Regions from separate parts of the Mus musculus genome. Here region 2 is linked to region 1. Evidence: chromatin loops called from intact Hi-C (ENCODE). Cell type or tissue: left cerebral cortex. All regions are shown on one strand.

Evidence for each region. Hi-C counts contacts between places; a loop is a spot of excess contacts. Peaks named below come from ENCODE experiments on the same cell type or tissue, not always from the same donor. Only the 100,000 strongest peaks of a DNase experiment are listed, where the experiment ranks them.
Region 2: a loop joins it to region 1, with 7 times the contacts of the local background. A loop is called at or near these places in 2 of 42 quality-filtered maps.

What each region holds. Positions count from the first base shown.
Region 1 is chr7:117,352,055-117,360,054 of GRCm38, forward strand. No RefSeq gene overlaps it. Among named protein-coding and RNA genes, the nearest start is that of Xylt1, 25 kb to the right of the region's middle. In left cerebral cortex, no CTCF peak of the experiment used is centred here; DNase peaks (open chromatin) are centred at 2,102, 3,684, 5,482, 5,741 and 1 more place; H3K27ac peaks cover 1,576 bases.
Region 2 is chr7:117,255,206-117,263,205 of GRCm38, forward strand. All of the region lies in intron 2 of Gm39075 (a long non-coding RNA gene), which reads left to right. Among named protein-coding and RNA genes, the nearest start is that of Gm39075, 31 kb to the left of the region's middle. In left cerebral cortex, a CTCF peak has its summit at 4,671 (motif pointing right); DNase peaks (open chromatin) are centred at 265, 3,118, 3,492, 4,146 and 4 more places; H3K27ac peaks cover 2,174 bases.

The DNA.
Region 1 (8,000 bases):
CTTTCTAGATTTATGTATATATATATATTTAACCTTTATCCAGTGTTTGCTTGCTTGCATGCCTGCCTGCCTGCTTGCTTGCTTGCCACAGGATATCCCACTGAATCTGAAGTTCACTGGTTGGGTAGACTACCTGGCCTGGAAGCTCCAAGGACCTGCCTGTCTCCACCTTCATGCTCTAGTGTCACTGATGTGTACAGCCATCCCCAGCTTTTTAGATGGGAGCCAGAGGTCTGATCTTACTCTCCCTGTGGCACTATCATCTCTTCTGGCCACTCTTGGGCCACATGACTGGTGTTTGCGGCTGAATTGTTTCATGCCAATTTCATGCCAAGATCTTAGTTGCTGCCCATTGTTTGCAGACATGGAGCCAATGGACAGGGCAGCTAAATGTTCTGCTCTTTAAGTCCAAACCCAAGCAAGTTTGTCTGGTGAGACATGGCTTGGATTTGTGTATGAGCTCCAAAGTTCAATGTATTTGGCTCCATCCTGAAGGAGTAACTACTGGGAGGTATGAAGGCTTTTAGGAGGCAGGGCCGAATGGGGAATTATTTAATCGCTGGAGTTGTGTCCCAGGGAGATTGTGGTACGCCTCCTTCCTTTTCCTCTCAGAGTTTCTTTTGCTATGATGTGTTTTGCTCCAATACATCCTCCTGACATGATGTGATACCCTTACCAGCAGTCTGAAGCAACAAGTCACTTAACCCTGGCCTGAAGCCCCAGACCAATGAAGCACCACAAAGTTTTACTGTTTATAACTTGAGTATTTTATCATTGCAATGTGACCTCACCTAATATAGTGAAGCTATTTCCTCAGCCCTGTTTATGGATTTTTTTTTCAAGTGGAAGTATTCTTAAAGTTATTTAAAACCAAGTTTTAAAATGTATTTAGTGTCCATGAAAGAATACATTTGTATAAAATATATTGTTTGATAGAATGACTCTTTCTTTCTTATGCTTGTTTTGGACACAACTACCATCATGCAGGCACTGTTATCAGCACTGTTGATAGCATGGTATAGTAGTCTGGTCTTTCTTACTATAATGAAATGTCTGAGGTTAGGTAATTTTATAAGGAAAAGAGATTGATATTGGCTCATAGTTCTAGCCCAAGAGTCAAGGACCTATGTTTAGTAATTCCTTCTGGATGGCAGATCCTAAAGTGACTCAGGGCATGCCAGGAAAAAAAAAAGATTTTTAGTGCAGGAGTCATGTAAGAGGTTGTGGCCTCTGGTCTGAACAAAGAGAAGCAATTAAGGAAAGTGGAGAAAATAATATCCTCTCTAATGGTTCACTGGCATAAATGGAGTCATCTAGGCAGAGACCTTTGACCACCTTTGACTGGCTGCTCTGGACAGATGTGTATACTAGGTCCAAGGCAGGCTACCAGCATCAGGTTCTAGGTGCTACTGCTGCCTTCAGGTTCTGAACTCTGCCTGCTCTTTAACTGCTGTTTGCTTGGCAGCAGGTTCCATAGACCATACCATGTTTGAAATTCCAGCAGGCACTCCCAACATGCCTGAGCAAGGCACATCTTCTCCATCCATTAGAAGATGCTGCTAGCTAAAGGAAAGTTGGAATGGGGGCTTGTAGGCCATCTCTCTCTCTCTCTCTCTCTCTCTCTCTCTCTCTGTGTGTGTGTGTGTGTGTGTGTGTGTGTGTGTGTGTTCACATGTGCATGCAGTGTGTGTTTGAGTTCATGTAGGTAGGTATATGTATGAACGTGACTGTGCAGACATACATGGGCACCAGAGGTCAATATTGGGTGTCTTCCTCGCTCACCCGCCCCCCACACCTAATATTTTGAAACAGGTTCTCTCATGAGCTTGGGGCTCTTTGATTCAGATAGACTGGCTTCAAGCAAGCTCTAGGGCTCTCCCCTTCTCTCCCTCCTGGAGCTGGAATTAGAGAAGTGTACCACTGTGCCTGGCTTTTTAATGGATCTGTCCTGGTGCTTCAAGCTCCTAAAGTCCATCCTCCAGCCAGAGCTCTTAAAGTCTGACTACCCTGCGCCTGCTGAGTTCCTGTCTTCCGTCTTCTAAGATGAGCCTCAAACAGTGCTACTCCTAAATTAGAAGCCGCGTCCTGTAAGTGCTGACTTGGCAGGGGTAACACTGACATAATTTCACAAATAACGATGTTATCTGAGGCAAAAGTTGCATTAGATCAATTACCACTCTATTTTGGTGCCATCCCCCAGTGTTTATTTCAGCTTGCCTATTTTTAAACCAGAGCTCTCAGACTTCTCAGCCACAGCCATGAACCTCTCCAGTCCTTGCTCATGCTTGCCTTCTGCTTTGAACTGCAGCGAATGGTTTGAGTAGAGAGGAGGAAGTTAGCGAATCCCCCAGCTTGATCTCTGCTCTCAGGACCTTGATCTGGAGTCTTCTAGTTGGGGCAGATGGCTCTACTCAACAACAGAGTCATAATCTCAAGGCTGAAATGGGAAGGGGCAGTCTGTGGTTATTTTAGAGAAATAAAAGCTCAAGGATGCCTAGACTGGGCAATATCTCCTTCCTAGAGAAGGCTTCTGGACAGGTAAGACAAGGCTGTCAGAAGAAGATGTTAAACCTAACTTGCTCACCCACATGACCGGTGTTTGGGGCTAAATTGTTTCATGCCACAAATTCATATGTTGTATGTCTATGCCCTAGAATTAGAATAGGACACCATTTACAGATAGAATCCTGATTTTACAAAAAAAGGAGCAAATAGAAATTGGGTCATTGGGTGCTTCCTCATTCAACAAGGTGGGTATTCTTATAACACTCTATAATACTGTGGGAAGATGGAAGGGATGAGCCTTGCTATCTGATAAGTGTTTGTGTGTCCTCAAAATTAGCTTCAAGTGTGATGGAGCTTTCTCTCTCTCTCTCTCTCTCTCTCTCTCTCTCTCTCTCTCTCTCTCTCTCTTTCTCTCTCCCTCTCTCTCTCTCTCTCTCTCTCTCTCTCTCTCTCTCTCTCCCTTTCTCCCTTCCTCTCTCCCTTCCTCTCTCCTTTGCTCCCTCCCTCCTTCCCCTCCCCTCTTACTTGTCCCTCTTTCCTTCTTCCCCTCCCTCTGAGAACATCCAAGTGAAGATCATATGATGCTGGTCGTCTCTAGAAGCTGAAGAGCCCTCCCTCATCAGACATCAAATCTACTGACATTTTGACCTTTGAATTCTCAGCCTTCAGAACTGTGAGAAATAACTTTCTGTTGTTGACAAGACACCTAGCTCACCATATTTTATTACAGTATCTCCAAAAGACTAGGTGATCCCTTGACAAGCCAAAGAAAGAAGCCAGAAGTAGACCCTTCCCCTCAGCACTAAGCAGGGTAACCTCTGCCAACACCTTCATTTTAGACCTACAGCCTCTACAACTTTGCCAGTAGCTCCTGGCGAAGCCACTCACATTGTGGTGTTTTGTTAGAGAAGTCTCAGCCATCTAATCCGGTTGGGTCAGATCAATCTCGTAAAGAGTTATCTTGGTCTTAGAAAGTACTGCCAGAATGCTGTGCAGGGAGCCGAGGAACACGAAAGCAGAGAGCTTCTCTTTCCTCTATTTTTGATCTTCACCTACCTTCTCTACCCTCCTCCCCATCCCACTCTAAAACCCCTCCATTTTGGTGCCCTGTCTATCAAATGTGCATCACAGAATCCCCACTAGGGAAGGGCAGGTGAGTAGGGAAGGGCAGGTGAGTAGGGAAGGGCAGGTAAGGATGCCTCGGACGATGCCTGTCAAGTGCAGACACACCACACATGCTCAATTGGTGGAAGCCATGGGTGCCCTTCCTGGTAACAAGAACTTAAGATCATGCTTAAGCATGACAGATAACCACTGCAATCAGTGATTATGAGCTGTATTCAATGAGTAAATATTACTGGCAAAGAGAAGCTCTGTGAATTTCTGTCACGAGAAGTGACCTGTGTCACACAAGCCAGGCTCTGCAACTCACAAGGGGTGGGACCAAGGATGAGGTGCTTCAGGTTCTTCAGGGATGAAAGCAATGGGTGCTTGGAAGATGCTGGAAAACTGTGCTGTGAGAAAGTTCAACATCTCAGTCCTAAGAGAGAGAAGGATGTGGAGAAACTCACCCATGGGTCTAAAAGACATACGCAGCTCTGGGGATGAGATATGCATACTGATGGTTTTCCCCATATGCCTTCTAGTTAGCTAATATTAAATATGGGGTCCTCAGCTCCTAGATCTAGACTCCTTGCTCCTGTTGATGTGTGTGTATGTGTGTGTATATTAGCATATATTAGCATATATTAATCATTCATGATAATGGGGTATATCTGTAAACCCCGTTTCTGTGCTTGTATATAATGGATTCTGATAACATTCACGACATTCCCCCTGGATGGTGCCCTTCCTTTTCACACATGGTCCCCCTTCAACCTTCATGTCTTTTTCCTGTGTGACACAGTAAGTTTCATTGGAGCTGTTCACTGGAGCATAAGGGGGTATTTAGATGAGTGTGGGCACCTTGCCAGTGACTACACCCCTGAAGAAAGCCCCTCCTCCTCCAGCAACTATAAAGATCTCCAGGAAGGGCTGAGACCCTGAGGCCTTTACTCCTTACCTATTTTTAAATTTATTTATTTATTTATTTATTTATTTATTTATTTATTTATATTAGTGTGTGTGTGAATATGTGCACCAAGGTGTATGCATGGAGGTCAGAGAACAGCTCTGTGGAGTCGGGGGTTTTTTGTTGTTGTTGTTTGTTTGTTTTTTCTTCTTCTTTTAAGTGTGCTCCAGGAACCAAACACAGGCCTTGTACAGCAAGCCTCTGCCCACTGAGACATCTTGCCTGCCCACTTCTTATCTCCTAGTGATTATTTTAGACATGAAAATAATGAATGAGCCAGGACATTGGCAGGTGACTATAATCCCAGCATTTGAGAGCTAATATAGGACTGCAATGTTGAGGCTGACCTAAGATACATAGCTAGTTCAGGATAGCAGAGTTTATATAACAAGATTCGGTCTCAAAAATCTTTTCCAAATTACCCAAGAAATAGTAAGATAATAGTTTGGTCAATGAGTTGTTGTGTTTGAGCTCCATTCCATGTTGGAAACTCTGAGGACTCCTGTGGTGGACCCTACCCCATTCACACTCTGTAATTCATAGTGTTGATTGTCCTAGCACTTCATCTTAGAGAGGTAAGAAAATCCATAGACAATAGTAGAGTCTAACCTTGAATCCCAGTCCTTGAGGTCTTGCTGCTTGAAGTTCAGGTCCAATTTAAGTAACCCCTAAATTGGTTTTCTATGTCTATGGCAACCAAAAACCATAGAATGGAATCACTATGTCATTGAGGGTGATTTTCCAATTCTGGTTCTCCTACCTCTGTCTCCTAAGTACTGGGATTACAGTCATGTAACACCATACCCAGTTTAATTTTATCATTGTCTAAAGAACCCGTCTCTCTCATGAGCCTTCCCACCAGCCAGCTGTAGGGTATTGGCTTTGGCTGTCTTCCTTGCTTACTTTTCCACAGATATTTCCAAAAGTGCTTTGAGATACATCCCCAGAAAGAACAGACTGTTGTTCCAACACATCTCTTTGTCACTGAGCAGCTACTGGTCCCTCAATTAGTTTTTGGGACCTTCTTCGGCCTTAGTCACCTCATCCGAAAGATGACAGACTATAAGGATCAAATGGGTGATTGTCCGGAGACTTCCTGGCCCCTGGTCAGCACTCAATAATTGGTAGCTATTATTAGCTCCCTCCAAGGCTGAGAGATGTGAACGTATATCTGCCAAGGGTTCTGGGAATGTAGCCAACATCACCTCATCTCAGACATGAAATTTCTTTCCAGTCTTAAATTTGGATTCTACTCTATAATATATCTACATTTGTTTTAATATAAAAGTAATGTGTTAAATTACCATCGGGGACAATGGAAAAAGAGCATAAGCAATCTTTGCAACAGGCACCTCATTCCACTGGATATACAGTCTGAGCTCAGGCAGACTTGGAAGGACAAGGACCCTTTCACTAGGTGCTTCCTGATAAAGGGTAATTTTGCCCACAGGAGGAATTTCTAAGATGTTTGGATCTGACACAGCTGTGGGTGGAGGTGCCACTGGAGTCTAGTGGGTAGAGGCCAGAGATATTTGAAACACCTTGTGGTGCTCAAAGTTCCAACTGTGACACAAATTTTCTAGACACATATGCCAATGGAGGTCAGGTTAAGAAACCCAGAAGGCTCTGCTAGTGCAAAACTGGATTACCCCGACTTGTGCTCCTCCTCCTCCTCTTCCTCCTCCTCCTCTTCCTTTTTTCCATCTCCTCCTCCTCCCACCTCTCTCTTCTCTCTCCTCCTCTCTTATTTTCTCCTTTGTTGTACTTTTTTGTTCTCATCTCTTACCAGCTCTTTTACTGATTTCCCTCCCACTCTTTCCCTCCTTCCATCCCTTGCTTTCTTTATTTCTCCCTTCTTTCCATTCTTCCTTTATTTCTTTTCCCTTTTCTTCTCTTCCCCCTCTCACACTTTTTTTAAAAACAATCTCTCTTCAGGTTTTGCTCCATGTCTTTCTGTTTTTTTCTTATTTTTCTCTGTCTGCCCTTCTGAAGTTCCCTCTCCATGTGTGTGTATGTGTGTGTGTGTGTGTGTGTGTGTGTGTGTGTGTGTGTGTGTGTTTGAGTGCATGTGTAACCCTGCATGTGTGTGCATGTGTGTTCATGTATATGCTGATGCTCCTGTTTGTCCAGGTGTGCATGGAAGCCAGAGGACAACCTTGGGTATCATTTTCATGGAAGCCATCCACCTCCATTGAGATATGTTCTCTCATTGGACTGAAGTTCACCAAGTAGGCTAAGCAACTGAGCTCTAGGGATCCTGGTCTCCACCTCCCCAGTACTGGGATTACAAGTGTGAGCCACTACTCCCTGCATGGGATAATACTCCAGTCTTCATTTGCTGGCTAAGACATTTCCTCCCACACCCCTTATTTCTAACGTGCTCTATCCATAAAATTCCCTCTGCCTCATCTCCCCAGCTTTAAGTATTGAACCTGTAATTGAGGATTCATATAACCCTCCAATCACAGGCAAACTGTGTTGAGAAACCAAGCTTGCAATAAAGATAGAAGAGATGATGTCAACACAGGCTATTTCTACTATGGGATCATCCCTCTCTCTTTAAAAACTACTGACCAAATTCTGTCCTGGGTTGACATTTACCCTAGTTGCCCAAGCTGACAGACTACAGCAGGAGCTGTTATATACAGACAGTGTCAGCCCCTCCATCTATCAAGAACATAACTGAAAATCTATTCCAACATTTTCATTAAGGTACAATGTGTTGAAGAGAGATGGGTATGTCAACATACTGTGTTCAGGGCAGATCCTGGGCAATATCATCTAGCATCTGGTTGCACAGTTTTGTGTATAGGACACAGTCCTGGTTGTTTATATATCTCTGGGCTCTCTGGTCCTTGGCAATCCGCAGGAATCTAAGGAAACACCTTATAGATGTTGAATTTGAGGCACTGTTATGGGAAATAGAGAGGAGAGCCAGGCCCTCATATTGAGTATCTACTTTTACTTCTTTGACTGACCCCCAATGAACAGGAGACTCCCTTGAATGGATTCAACCTGTGTCAGGAGTGCCTTGGGTTCTACTCTATTTTGCCAAAATCTTCAAAGTTTTCTTCGAATTTGAGACAAGGGATAAAAACCTGATGATAAACAATAAGATCAGAACAACTGCTAGACTCCAATAATCCACACTATACAGCTTTGACTGCAAGCATGTAGTTTAGGACTTGGAAACGTACTTGCAGAGACTATGTTAACAGGTAAATGAAGCTACCAAAGAATTGGCTTCAAGGTAATGAGGGAACATCTACCTCTCTCTATCTTCAATCATAGATCTATCATGTCTTTCCTGCAGCTATGAAACTGTAGATCTCCTGCAGTGGATTGCAGAATCTGGACTCAGGGACAAGTTCCAACACATGGTAACCATTGGTCTCCTACCCATTGACACCAACAATTTTTTTTG
Region 2 (8,000 bases), 97 kb before region 1:
AGCCCTAAAGCACTGCTCCCATTTTCATTTTTCCTGCCTTTGCTGAAACTTCCCATGGTCATGCATCGCCCCACCGCTAAAAGAGCCAATTTAAAGGCATTTTGTTTACCTTCTAAGCCTGCTATCTAATGCTCCTGCTTGCTTCTTTCCTTCCAAGCTCCAAGGATGCAATACATTAGCGTCTATTATTGGCACTGCTATTTATTTGAAGCCAAGGACACTTTATTCTCTTCTAACTTGTGCAAACTTGGACTTGGCTTCTATCCACAGCCAGATCTAGAAACTACAAAGTGAGTAATTATTGCCTGGTATTATTCTGAAATTTTGAGCATTGAATTTAAGGAAGACACCTTGTAGGTTACAGCAAAGAGTGGGTGATAGTTACATTCTGTAAGTCTTTATTATTCTTTCAGAGGTTCCATTTTTTTTTTACCATGCCAGACTAGGTAGAGAGTAATTTGAATATCCCTGTCCTGGGTAGCAGGATAGGGCACAGGGAAACAGGCTCCAAAACCCTAGGAACCCAAACTGTTTTGATTAGGGGTGCATATATCCTTGCCTGACATACTGTATAGCTGTTCAAAGATTTGAAGAGAGAGAGAGAGAGAGAGAGAGAGAGAGAGAGAGAGAGGAGGGAGAGAGTAGCCCTTGTGCAGGTAACGCAGTAGTGAGAGGCACAGCCAATGGGTAAGGGGTCTGAAGGTGCCCCATACTGGGGGCAAGGCATTAACCCTTTACTTGTTGGAACAGGAGAAGCTTGGAGGGAAGGAAAAATTTTAGGGGTGGTCAAAATAGTGGGGGGACCTTTTCCCCACCAACACTATCCCTCGGTATTCAAAGAACTATTATAACCCTAAGATTTCTAATTACTAAATATCAGCAACATTAGTTGAAAACCTTCAATAATAAAACTATAATGATGAAGCAATGAGTCTCCTCTTTTAATTTCCATCATCAGTTTAGCATACCACATAAAAGGCACACACCCTCCCCCATAGTAATACACTCCAAATAGTACACATAGAACTTACACATAGGCACATACGCCATACAACATGCACATGTATACATACATCATATATAGCATTCAAACACCATAGATGTATGCACACATATCAGACACATACAAATACACACATGATATATACACACAATACAAATAATACACAGACCAAGACATACAAACCACACACACCACCTTAATTTTCTTGTTTAAAAGCCAGGGGCATCTGTGTCTATGGGTAAAGCTTTTGTTGTCTCCGTGAGGAAGCATGGAATCAGTGCTGTGAAGATTAATAGCTAATGTCTGTGAAGAGATTATGAAAAGATTACTAGGGCCAGCTCTAAGCATTTTCTAGGCTTAATTCATCTAATTTCCTCGATAATTTTCTCACTTGACAGTTGAGCAACTGAGGCACCATGGGGTTAATTAGCTTGGAAGTCCTAAATGCTGAAGGGGAACAGGGGATCCAGTCAGCCCAGTTTCAGAACCCCCACCCCCACCCCCCCACCCCCAGGTGCAGGAGGCACAGGGCTCCTGGTTAGTGTGAAGCCAGGGAGCAAAGCTGAAGAGAAAGCATGGAGAGACATCGCCACAGAAAGAAAGGAGAGCACTGGGATCACTCCCAAGTGATGCTCTTGGTGTAGAAGTGCACTATAGCCCACGCTGTACTTTACTGACCCCTCTGTAATTACATAGAAAAGAAGAATGTAGAAAAGAAACAGCCAAACTTGCTTCCCAGCTCTCCCCAGTATGGTTGGCGAATACTAAGCAATTCGGTTTTGCGGGAAGATTTCATGCAGATGTCTTCAAGCTGAGACCTGCCCAGAAGTAAGTCACCCAGAGGCTGCTTGTGTTGCCTCCCTGTTAAAGCAGAAGACACTGCCGGCTTCGGCATGCCTGAGCTATGCATACTAAACATATATTAGAGCGAGCATGCTCAGTTTAAAGTCATGATCAAGAGTTCAGAAGGAGAGATGGTGAACCCACGTCTGGGTACGTTCACTTCCAAGACATGTAGCACACAGCGTGTAGTCACAATGCAAAGATGGCAGAGCTGGATGACTCTAGGCATGCTCAGTTCACAGCAGGATAAGCCACGTTGAGTTAAGTTCACTCAAAGAAGTGAGGCCCAGTAACCTGATGACCTCAGCTGCTTGCTTTCAAATTTCCCCAAAGAGTTTCATCCGAAACACAAAGAAAGAATAATGTCTGGTGTGTGTGTGTGTGTGTGTGTGTGTGTGTGTGTGTGTGTGTGTTCAAATTCATGCATGCTTGCATGCCTGTACCCCTGTGAAAAATGTCAGGTTGTTCCTATGAACCTCACATCTTTCTTGTTTTGGAGAGAGGGTCTCTCACTGCCTGGGGACTTTGCAAGTAGGCTAGTGTGGCTGGCAAGCAAGCTCCATGAATCTGCCTGTCTCCTCTTTGCTTTCTTGCGGCTGCACCTGGCATTTTGTGTGGATTATCATGCTCGGGTTGCAAGGCCATCTCCCAGCCTTAGAAACAACCTTTGCAGGGGTCTGCAGCTTCCTCCTCCATGCCTTTCAGACTTCACTCCTAAGGATGAACTCACACAGAGGTTAACACTCATTCTCGGGCCACAGAGCAAGCCTGCTGTCTGTGCTTGTTGTTACTATTTTGGGTTTGCTTATGATGGCACCGTGGCTGTTCCTCCGTATCAGAATACATGGGCCTGTCTGGCTCCCCCATGGGTCACAGTCATCATGCAGTGGATGGACTCAGCCACACTTGCATTGCATCTGCCTGTGTCCCTTCTGTTCCCTCTGAGCATCTACTAAAGGCAGTCTCACTTTCTTCCTAGTCGCTGATGCCCGGTCCTCCCTTTCTGCCATTGATGGTCTGAGCGATCTGCCTGTGTCAGCATCCCTGGTGCCAGGATTACAGAAAAATTATTGGGGGTTCTGGGAAATTGGACTCAAGTTATTGTATTGGTGAAGCCTGCACGTTCCAGTCTGAGCTCACCCTGCTGCTGGCCTTCCCAGCTTCTCGACTCTCTAGTTGGTAGGAGTTCTTTCAGCCTGAGTTTATCGAAGTCTCTCATATTCTCTTATTTCTTTAAAATATAAATGTGGGAACCATATGGAGACTCAGCGGGTTCTGCAGACTGATTTAACCTGCAGCTTTCTCCACAGATTGAAACACCATCGTCAGCTCTGATTCAACAAGGCAAAACCAAACCATGACAGTGGCCTCCTGAATCCCATCCCCTGTTGCCATGTGTGCAACATCAGCCTCCTGTTCTCTGATAAAACAAGTGGTGGCCAGGGTTAAGTGCTAAGGAAAGGGTGTTCCTGGACCAAAACAAAGGGATTCTCTACCTCATATCAGCAACTGCATACAATTTGGGTCTGTTTCTGGGAGCCTAGACCCTCTGTCTATTAAGGAGAGAACATTGAAACACAGACAGAATTCCAGATCTCAATATTCACCAGACAAATAGCACCCACGTTCTGGCAGATCCAGACAGAGGCAGCAGGTCCCCACCTGCTATGAGAAATGGGGGACAGCTGGAAGCTATGTACACTTGAACCAGCAGAATCGTTCTGCTGTAGGTGGGAGCCACCGTAAGCAATAATTGGTTTGACTTGCTTCTGGTCATGTCTCAGCATGCAGACGTTGCTGTAAACGCTTAGTTAAAGACTCAAAACTCCTGGTATTTGCCACCCAGGCTCTGGGACTAGAAAACTGGCTTGGCCATTTGTTTTCCTCATTCTTTTTTTTCATTTCCTCTTCCCTTCTTCCTCAGTTCTTCCTCTTCTTCCTCAGTACTTCCTCTTCTTCCCCCCTCATCCCTTTCCCTCCTTTCATTCATTCTTTCTGAGCTTCCCTCCTTTCTTGTACTACCTCCTTATGTCTTCCTTCCTTCCTTCCTCCCTCCTTCCCTCCCTCCCTCCCTTCGTTCGTTCCTTCCTTCCTTCCTTGTCCTCTCTCTTTCCTCCCCTCCTCCATCTCTCCAGAACTTAGCTCATTCCTCCCATGCAGACCCAGAGCAGGGGCCCTGTGTTTGATCAACACTTGAAGTGGCTGCAAATACTCTCACTTCTCATTTAAATTTGTATCGATCTCCCAAATGGGAAACAGGCAGCCAAAATAAATTACATAAATAGAGTTAATCGGGATGGAGCCTGGGGGCGTGAGAGGAATCTGGTGCTGTGAGTAGATTCTGCTGATGTGGAAAAGAGGCGGAGGATGAAATATGTATGATTTGGAGAGAGGAAAACAAACAGCAGCCAGTGTCTAAGAAGTCAGGATTACCCAGGAGTGAACGAGGGTCTCTTTGGGTAGATGCAGTGGATGTGTGGCTTAGAGGTTGATGCATGCTTTCTCTGAGAAAGCAGAATCCCATGAGTGAGGGGAAGTCTGTTCACAATAGCTTTATGGCTGCTTTTCAACTCCAGACACTTCAAAATAAACGATGCGTGGGTCTGGTTAAATCATATAAATAAATAAATAAATAAATAAATAAAAATAAAAAGAAGTAACAACAACAAAAGCAAGACCAGTAGGCGGTCTGGATGGTATTAGACTTTTGGGTCTGTGCCTTGTGGCAGACATATGTTGCTTTTGTTTAACTTCCCCCACTTTGACGCAGGAAACCACCACAAGGTGGTGGGCATATGATGTGTCTTAGCCAATCAGCTTTCATTCCTGTCCTCAGGAGGATTAAGTTAGGGATGGATTAAATCCATCCAAGGTCAATGTTTTCTGTTACCGGTGCAGATTGTGTTTGCTTAAGTGATTTAGCTGCCAACATTTAAGCCATTGGGGCTTTTTATATAAAATCATGACTTTCTGGTTTAGCTTTACATTTTTAGTTGATGCGGTAACTCTGGGCTGCTCCTCCCACGTGGTACCAGTTAGCTGGCATTGAACAGTAACCGCCCCTTCAGACAGATGTGAGCTTTGGCTCTTCTAATATTTTACCCAGCTGGAATCTTGGCTCACCTCTTCTTGCATGCATTTCTGACAAGCCCTGGGTTGAGAGGGGACAGGTTTGAAGGTTCTATTGCTCTTTCCTTGTTTTGAGAAGGGTCCCACTAGCCCCAGGGTTGGCTTCTAAGCTCTTATATAGGTGGACGATCTTAAACTTGTGATTTTCCTGTCCCAACTCTCCGAGTGCTGGGAACACCAGCTTATATCATCTCACTCATTTTCTGTGTTGTTGGGAATGACCCAGAGACTCGTGAACATAAAAATCAGGCATCTTACCAGCTGAACCCCAAGCCCTGCCCTGACCCATTCTAGGGTTAGGCAGTTATCTGATTTTATTTACCAGTGATGGAGACCTCAGCTTTCACCGTCCACCCCCAAGTCTCTCTGTGCATCTGAGGCAGCTGGCTTCTGAGAAGGGAAGAATGTTGTCTGAAGCCACACAGCAAGTGTTGGTGTCAATGGGAAGAGGATTAATTGTCTCTTTGTATTTGTCTCCCAGAGCTGGCAGGGCGAGCAAGCCAGCAGGGATGCCCTAGAAGGAAATGTTCTAAGATGGAACCGATTAAAGGTACTGATGTTGGAAGTGGCCATCCCATCCATCCAGAAATAGGTATTTTTAGGCAGCAGGGCTGAGTGTCCTCTCTAAAATTGTCTTTCATGGGTTGGTGCCAGCTCTTCTCATAGCCGAGTTGAAGGCTAGCTAAAACAAACTCATTCTTTTTCTCACCACTAAAAAGATACAGCAACCTCCCCAGTTTTTTTCTAAAGTGGATGACTTACATTTTCATCCATTTGTATTCATATTCTGCCTCCACTGAGCATCACTGAGTTCTAAACAATGCTAACTTCCAGAGGTACAGTGATTTGGATTCCTTCAGCAGTCAGTTGAGCCACAAGCCCTGATATTAACTCAAAGGGCAGGTTAGATCACTGTCGAGGTATGCTGTTAATGTCTACCTGAACCGAAATCAAGGGTCATCAGACAGAATTACACAGAGAGCTTGGGGCCCACGTCTACTCATCTGTACATCTTTAAAACTCCAGTAAAAAGAAGTGTATCATAATTTTAAGTAGTGGAAGATTTAGAACCAAACTGTTTTGAAAATCTATGGATACGTAAACAGAGGCCACATTCTCTTCTGGTAAATAGAGAAATTGTATGCTCCTGGATGGTAGCCACTCTTTTTTTAAAGATGAGTACACATATTCAAATTTTCCACACTCCCCACCAGTCCCTATCACATCACTCTGTCTCCTATCAGAAATCTACAGGACACTAGGGATTTGAATGGGTGTCCCCAGCTCTATGACAGAATATCTGGAAGAGGCAACAACAGGAGGTGTTCTGGTTCGTAGTTCAGAAGGTACAGTCCATCGTGGCAGAGAAGGCAGGGCAACTAGAATAGCTAGGTTCATGGCAGCAGGAGCGTTGAGACATGACTTATTCATATCTTAGCAGAGGTAAACTTGAAGCAATGCTGGGCTATGACCAACCAGCATGGGCCACACAACATCCCCAAACAGTACCCCTATCTGGAAACAGTGTTCGAATATATAAACCTGTAGGGGGACATTTCACATTCAAGTTGTGACAGCCTTTACCTAACATTTTAAAGAGTGTAGTGTAGTCTTGGAGGTGAGTGGCAGGGATGTGTGGGCAACAGCCTAGCAATGAAAATCCTGACAGATTCAGGAAACTGCCTGTATTCTCATGTGTTGGACAGCTGACTACAGCATCTCCAAGAGGAGAGAGACATAAACTTCAGGGCTCATAAGGACCGGACCACACACAGTGTCCCATGCAGGATGAGGACCTGGCAGCATAAAATCGAGCCATGGAGCTAAGTGAAGGACTTACAGCTGGATCCTGAGGGAAATGAGATCTCAGGATCTTAGTCACGGGACTAGTGTGTTAAGTGTGTTCTCAGCAGATCTCTGAGGAAGGAATAAAGTCCTCAGAGAAGTAAAAGATGCTGGAACACTGGGTAGGTATCCATGGTGCTCAATAATGATTGGCAACTGGACAAACTCTAGAATCACCTAGGAGACAAGCCTCTGGACACACATGTGAGGAATTATTGATTAGGTAAATTGAGATTGACAGACTCATACTAAATGTGGACAGCACCATTCCTAGGCTGGGGCAGTGGGCTGCATCAAGAAAAGAAACGGAACTGACCATCAGGCTTCTCTGCTTTCTGAAATATAACATGACCAGCTGCCACACTCTGCCTCTGTTACCATGCCTCCCCTTCATTATGAGTTATTCCTTCAGACTGTAAGCTAAACAAACAAACAAGCAAGAACCAAAACCAACCAACCAACAAAACCTCCCTTCCTTAAATTACTTCTATCACAGTGATGGGAAAAATATCTAAGAAAATATCTTTTGTCCAGAATAAGGATTGAGGTGAGGGATCCAGCCATCTTCAGTCCCTGCCCAGAATAGGTGCTTGGCCAATGTTTGTTAATGTTTTAGGGATGAGTAGTGATGGCTCGGGAGTGATGTATATCTCCTATCCACTGGAACTCACCATGATGATTCTCCTACTTCACATGAGCAAGGTTAGACACATGGTCACACCGTGCAGGGGATGAGGGTTTCTTGTCTGTAAAATGCTTTCTGTGGGCAAAGTACATAGGGATTTCAACTTTCTTAGTAGTAATTACATTAAAGCACCCCAGGCACCCCAGGTGTGTATTCAGAAATTAATGGGGCTACCAGACTCATTTGCTACTGAGGGTCCCAGGGTCTCCTTCCATAAATGAGCATTCTCCATGCATGTGCACAGAACGAGGCCCTGGAGGACTTTTGAGAGCAATGGCTGCTCTCAAAGGTGAGCCTGATGTATATTCGAGCTCTGGCGGAGGGAAGTGCTGTGGTGATGGAGGCAGAAGGCATTCCACGAGCAAGGAACATTATTCCAGTAAATGAGGGAACACAACAATTATTTCCACTCAAAAGTTGATAATGAATAGGCATGTTATTTATTCATTCATTAAACTTAGGCAAACAAGCAACCAAAGTAGAAGCCGTCTGGCC